Linked DNA regions of Homo sapiens: region 1 is linked to region 2. The links are chromatin contacts, found by Hi-C in ENCODE. All regions are on one chromosome and are shown on one strand. The core of a region is the stretch at or near the end of the contact, and the rest is flanking DNA. Distances in the headings are between cores, read along the strand shown. Region 1 has its middle 33 kb from the start of GLRA2. Region 2 overlaps GLRA2 (glycine receptor alpha 2).

Region 1 (3,571 bases), core at 824-3,323, 180 kb before region 2:
GTGGCTTTTGATGTTTTCCTCTTATATTAGGTGAAAACCACTTAAAACATATTCAATATAAGACAATCAAAACCTGTCATTAAAAAAATTCTCTAAACATCGCAGAAAACTATAATGCAGGCGAATGGACATTATGTTTTACTTTTTAACCTGGTTCTAAATCCCTTCAAATAGAAGACATCTATTTTGTTAGTCGATATAGGGTTCTACTCTACCATCTAGAAAAGCAGCCATGATTAGTATGAGAGCTAGAAAGAAGGTGGAGTGGAAGGGGGAAAGAGAACTCTATCAATTACGTTGATTGAGCACGGGGTATATTTCTGAAATTTCTGACCCACCATATATATATGTCTGTGTGAGTGTGTGTATATATATATACGCACTATATATGTGTATGTATGTACACATACATATATACATATTGCATATATATCCTTATATACTTATATAAGGATATATATGAAAATATTACATATATATATATCCTTATTTAATCCTCCCAACAACCTTTGAGTGTATTATTATCTGTTTTATAGATAAGAATCTAAGGTTGAGAGAAATTAAGTAATTTGCCTTATGTATGCACAGAAAGCATAAAAAGGATTTGAACCCAGTTCTTCTTGATGCCTAATGATACCTCAGGGACTTTATGACCACTCTGGGCCTGGGAAATAAAACAGTCCATTTTGCAAAGGAGTACTTGAGCTGGTGGTTTTCAGGATAGTTTTGTTTCAGATAATCCAAGAGAATTGTGGAAAAAAATTGTTCTAAGACAGAAGCTTGTGAGCTGACATTTCTAGCTAAGGAGAGTTCATTGTGTTTGGGGTGAAAGGGAGATGAAATATTTTAGCATGGGCGAAATGCAAAGTCTACATGGGGTAATGACAAGAAAAAAAGAATGCATAGATTGTAGGTGAGGGGAAGGAACTTGAATCCTAGGTAAGTGTGTTGGCTCAGATGAGCCCAGAATTCCATATTGACATAGAGGGACTGTTTCCCAAACAAAGCCATTTTTATATGCTGTTCATCAGACTATACACCAAGCTAATGGTCTTACCTTGTATCTTGAGTTCTTCTAGAATTGACAGTCATCTCTAAGAAAGATTAGCTGAATTAGTACTGAGTAAATCCGCACATATGTGGGTTGATCTCAGATATGGTAACTCAGATTGTTTTTTAATACCATAATACGTTTTTCTCCATTTTCAATGCATTTATCACCACTTTCTGTCCTTGAGATAATTATATAAACACAATTAACTATAAGGCAAGTGGAAAGACTGTTATTACTGTAGTTGTCTTTAAATCTTGGAAATCAGTGATTTAGCTGACCCTGCTTTCCAACATTATCTTAATGCTAGCACTAAATTATTGTAAATCCAACATGTTTTCCAAGTGCTTTTATTCTGAAAGGTTCAAACTGTTTTCTAGATTCTTCATTAATCCTCACAATATGTGCAGGAGGTACTTGCTGTCAAACGTCAGGCCCATTTTACAGATGGAGGATTTAAGCAGTTTAATAAAAGACATGTCAGTCACATCCTCAAAGGAGTAAGGATCCAGCTCAACCGTGAACCTAGACCTGCTGGTTCCCCAGCTGTTGCTGTCTTTATTAAGGAATGTGGCTTCTCTTGGTTTCACTCTGGTGCTGGCCTTCAGCTGGTTACTAGGCAACTTGAGTGATCACAGCCTAGGTGGTTCAAAATACCAGAGCATCAAAGTCCTAGAAAAATGAAGCAAAATCTTTTCATTGTACACATGTTAAATTTAGTCTAATACCAAACCATTGTACCTGAGATTGGCCAGGAAAAAAACAAAAAAGCTTTGAAGGGCTACCAAACACCATGCGTCTGATATTTGGGTTAATTTTAGGCTGATAATTATTACAAGTGTCTTAGAACACAGAAGAGGAAAAATAAAGTATAGGCTGCTTGCTCTACAGAGCTTAGAGCCCAAGGCACTCAAATAAATAGTTGTATCACATGGAAAGATGATGTAAAGTGGTTGATGAGGGGTCAAGATAGAGAAGAGAAATCGTCTGATAACCAGGGCAACTTGATGTTAGCTTCTGTAAGCTTTCATGATGATTTCAAAACGAGAAAGCAAAAGTGAAAGTAGAGGGAACAAATTTCCCCAGCTACTTATTTCTAAAGCTCAGAAAGGAATTTATCATAAGAGTAACAGGAAGAAAACAGCTCGGTGCAGTCTTTTATAATTCTCAGTGTGAGGATCCATGTGGGCTTGGTTATATGAAGTGGGTTTTCTCCTTGAAGACAGAGAAGGGTACAAAATGTGGTGGTCCTGGGCTTTGCAAACAATAGCTGAGTCACAAACCACAGCACAGTCCTTGGAGACATAGTGAGAGAGTGGCAGGCTGAGCCTCCACTTCCCATCCAGACACATGACATGTTGCTGGGAGCATTTTCACTTCGTTCTGTTTCATAAGGGGACATTTGAACCAGATTTTAAAAGGCAAAAGCTCAATTTTTCTTAGTTTTAAAAAATGTTGCCATTTATTTGAAAACCTGTGGGACAATTGGCCTCTAAGATACACTTTGCCCCACCCCCTCCCATCTATCTCACAGCTAGGCAGACCAACTCAAAATGTGTCCCTTAAAAATCCTGTTTCCATGTGGCTCTGCTTAAGGAGGTACTCTAACCCAGAAATATCATCCTGGAATAGAACAGACAGCAAGATGGATTATGCATCACAAGTAAAGTACCTGCCATCACAATTACAACTCTAATATATAGTGAACACTGGCCAATAGCTTATGCTCTTTAAAGGAAGAGATGTTATTTTCATTTCTTCAGAGTTCTTGAGAATTCTTTAAAAAGTAAAGAAGTTATGTAAATATTGGAAGATAGTCATATCACACTGATTTGCAAATAATTCCATGGTTACCTAAAAAAACAAAAAAAAAACCAACAGGCTCAATTAAAAGAAAATTATGTGACTAGAAGTAAAATAATTTGGTAAGGTGCTGGTTACCAGGAAAAATATTTTAAAAACCAACTGATTTACTCATAGAAACCAGATAGAAATAGAAATGGAAAACACAACCATACACCTCATTAACAATAAAATAAAAACTACAAATTACATAGAAACAATTTAACAAGGAAAATGTAACATTTATTTAAAAGAGCTATAAATTTTATTGAAGGACATAAAATGAGATCTGAATAAATGTATTGACAAACTATACCCCTTGATAGAAAGTATTTTCCCCCCTAGGTCATTGACATTTTTATTTTTAAATTTTTTTATATATAATATACATATTTTGAGGGCACATGAGGTAATTTAATATATTTGTATAATTTGTACAGATCAAATCAGTGCAATTGGGATATCTGTCACCTTAAATACTTTTCTTTATGATAGAAAAAATTGAATTATTCTCTTCTAGTTATTTTTGAAACATATAATAGATTATTATAAACTATAGCCGCCCTACTGATCCATCAAACACTAGGTCTAATTTATTACAACAAACTGTATCTTTATACTCATTAATCAGCCTCTCTTCATTTCCCCCCACCCTGTACCCTTCCCTGCCTCTGATAA
Region 2 (3,367 bases), core at 714-3,213:
CAAGAGAGAATGTGGAATGTAAATAGTGAAAAGAGAAAAGGCAAACAAGTGTATTATTGAGTTGGTTACCATGAGGGACAACTAGTGTTCAATTATGCTAGGGATCCTCCAAAAACTGTGTAGAATTCTCTTCAGATTGCCCCAACAAGTACCAGGAAATCCAGGGTCTTTATCCACCAACCCCCATCCTTCCATGGTTGAGGACTGCCCCTGGTAGTGTTCTAGGCTTCCTTGCATGCATGTCAAGAAAGTTTCCAAGGTACCAGAGAAATCTCTTAGGCAGAAAAGCAGAGCTTGGGGTGAGTTGCTGAGGGTTTATGTGAGAATTGTCCATTGAATCTGCAAGTAAACTCAGTGTATCTGCTATGCACATAGTATTGCACATGCAATTGTTTTTCCTGAATTAGTACTATTTGCTTCTAAGCAAGGAATTCACTATTTTAGGCAAGTCTTGCCTGGCACATAGAGGCATTCAATGAATAGACATTATCAGATGATACTGAAAGTGCTAAGAATGCAGAGTAGAGGGCCTGAAGGCTGTTACTGGGACTCACAGCTCTGATCACCTTGACATTGGGAACCCATACTGCTATTGATGTGGTTTCCTCTCTCATCACTTTTTATTTCCCTTGAGTCACAGAATCTTAGAATAGCAGAACCCTTGAAAATTATCAGCCCGATCCTTTTATATCCCAAGTGGGAGTGTGAGACCCCAAATCGTGAGATAATGTGCCCAAATTTGCAATGTGAGCCAGTGGCAAAGCTGAGGTCCACATTTTTGGCATCTTCTCATGGCTCTCTCTAACACAGCCTTGCTGCTTTCTCTTACTTTAGATAGTCATACTGGATTGATTTCCGCCAAGGGGCTGAGATTGATCTAAACTTTCTGAAGCAGATGTATGCAACTGATATGTTAGAAACTGAGGCACTCAATGAGCCCAACCAAAATATTTTCACACTTACACTTTATCTTTTAAGCATTCTGTACACTTCCATATTGAAAAATAATAATGCTATCTGATGGCATGGCCTTTTATTTCTTCAAAGAGCTTACACATCTACTTATGTCATTTTACTCAAGAGGCAGTAGGATTTCTTTTTAATCATTACAGACTCCTGTAGGCTAGTATCTATTGCAAATAGGTATTTAACTATTAATGGGTGATTTGTGCTTCTGGTTTTTTTGTTAAAGAGAAAGGAATGGAGCTGACTTGTATCAAAATGCTGCTCAACTATAGGAAGTGGATACAGTAGAGACATAATCTTTGGTAATTTATAACTAACAAAAAGTGAGATCAACAGCCCAGCCAGAAGCTTTTGAACCACATTAATTACAAACCTTTGACTGACCTGTAGCTCCTTTTCTTGTTTTCTCCTCCCCACATGGAACCTGGAGCGTGGTGGATGCCTGGAATTTTTCCATTTCAGTTTCACTTTGAATAGTATGAAACAGTAGGTAGCTGATTAACTTCAAGAGCTTTAGGTTAGAACACACTAGGCTTGAGCGCCCAGAGTGCCATGCCAAGAAGGGAAGGTGTCTGGCAAGTTGGCTCCTATCGAGACATCCTTGATGATCTGCAGCCTCCACTGTGAGCTCACATTAAAGTACAGAGCTGACACTAAATCAGTCCACAAGCCAGAGTCTGGGTCGGAAAGCTTCTCGGCTACCACTGACTCTACCATTCAATTGAAATTCATATTTCACACTATACTCTCATATATTAAATACTCTATGGCCCTCCACTAAAGGAATCCCTGTTCTCATCCCCAGGATGTAGCATCACAGTGCTCAGAGGGTTCAGGTGCATTGGTGGAGAAGTTCAGCACCAGAAGGGGCCTCTTTGTATCCTGGAGTTATCACAAGATTCTAGGTATTCTGAGGAAATGATTTCTCCATCACTGCAACTTGAACTGGGCTTCTAAGACTGCCTCTATTTTGTACTCCAGAATCACCCATTCCCTACATATCTTACCCACTGTTCATCTCAGGAGTACATCATCCATAATTGTTATGAGATGATGACGCATCTGCACATAGTCACTTAACACAGGTACACCCACTCACTCTGGTAAGGTTCTGAGTTTGAGAAATGGTCAGGGGTGAAAGGTTTGGCCACTGCTTCCTTCCTGATTTGGCTCCTCATCCCACTATAGGAGGCATAGGCAACTTGGAAATCATAAACCAACAAGCTCAGTCCAGGGAGTGGAGACCTGTCAGCTCTTCCATATTCCTCTACCCATCACTATAAACCTTACCCACCATTCCAAGGCCTTTCCAAATAACAGTTATTAAACTTCCCTCTTTTATTTCCTTGCTTGTAAGTATGAATTTTGAACCTGGGTTAGGGTAGGGAGTAAATGCACAAATAGTATACAAGTAGTCGAGGCACTAATTGCTGACTGAGAAAACAAATGAAGATTGCGGTTATCTGCCATCTATGAACACTTATCTTCACAGTATGTCCATGGCTGCAGGTGTGACAGTGCTACTGTTGTTTCTTGCTTGCCAGTCCCACTGCATGTACCTTCTCACCTCTTTTCCACATCAGATGTTGTCATCTGGTGTAAGCACAGTCTGTGAGTAATTCTTCTGACTCATCGCCAGAGAGGGAGGTTCCCACAGGGGTCAGTGAGGCAGAAAAGCACAGAATTTGGAGTCAAGCCAGATTTAATGCAAATCGCAGCTCAACTATTCTTTTGCTGTGTGATCTTGGTAAAGTTAATGAGTGAACTCAGCTTCCTTATCCTTATAATGGAGATAACTCATAGAATGGTGGTGGTGTAAGCTTTTTGTTGATGATAGTGGTGGTGGTGATTTTGTTCTGTTTTCTTTTTGTAACAGCATATATCAGTCCCCATGATATACAGGAGTGCTCACTGCAATGAAGTTCCATTTATGTGAACTTAGATTATGTGAATTTAAAGCAAAGCAATATAAAAATACTAACAAAGTCTTAGTCCATGCACAAAACATCAAATACAAGATATTTTACTTTACATTATTCCTGTGGGGAAAACTGCCTTGAATTATGCAAGTTTTGAATTATGCAGTGTCTTCAGGGGCTCATCCCTTACAAGCCAATGTGTCTGAGAATCTACAATCTGCCAAATGAGTGTTAAGTTTTATATAAAGTATCTTATTCAATCCTTCAATGACCCCATGAAACTGGAATGTGTGGGCCCCTACTTTGATATGAAGAAATCAAGATTCAAAAAGGTTAAGTAATTTTTCCAAATTCATTGGTCATTCACCTAGGATTCAAATCCAAGTTGGTCTAGCTTCAAAAATATTCATTATTTTTCCTTTTTTTTCTTTCTTCCATATCTTCATAGTCTCCCAGTTTTTCTCTTCTCTTTCTTTCTCCTT

Evidence for each region. A loop is a pair of places that touch in the nucleus more often than their neighbours do. Pooled maps may share reads with other maps.
Region 1: a pooled map shows a loop between it and region 2 (5-fold over the local background). The contact joins two enhancer-like sites. A Hi-C loop is called at or near these places in 7 of 37 single-sample maps with no recorded cell type and 3 of 50 pooled maps.

Annotation. Positions count from the first base shown.
Region 1 is chrX:14,495,223-14,498,793 of GRCh38, forward strand. It overlaps a transcript of GLRA2 not described here. Among named protein-coding and RNA genes, the nearest start is that of GLRA2, 33 kb to the right of the region's middle. Within about 2 kb of position 2,074, at least 3 of the 41 ENCODE cell types and tissues checked have a DNase peak (open chromatin) inside an H3K27ac peak, as active enhancers do.
Region 2 is chrX:14,671,393-14,674,759 of GRCh38, forward strand. All of the region lies in intron 7 of GLRA2 (glycine receptor alpha 2), which reads left to right. Among named protein-coding and RNA genes, the nearest start is that of GLRA2, 140 kb to the left of the region's middle. RefSeq lists enhancers at 1,792-2,991, 2,435-2,729. Within about 2 kb of position 1,964, at least 2 of the 41 ENCODE cell types and tissues checked have a DNase peak (open chromatin) inside an H3K27ac peak, as active enhancers do.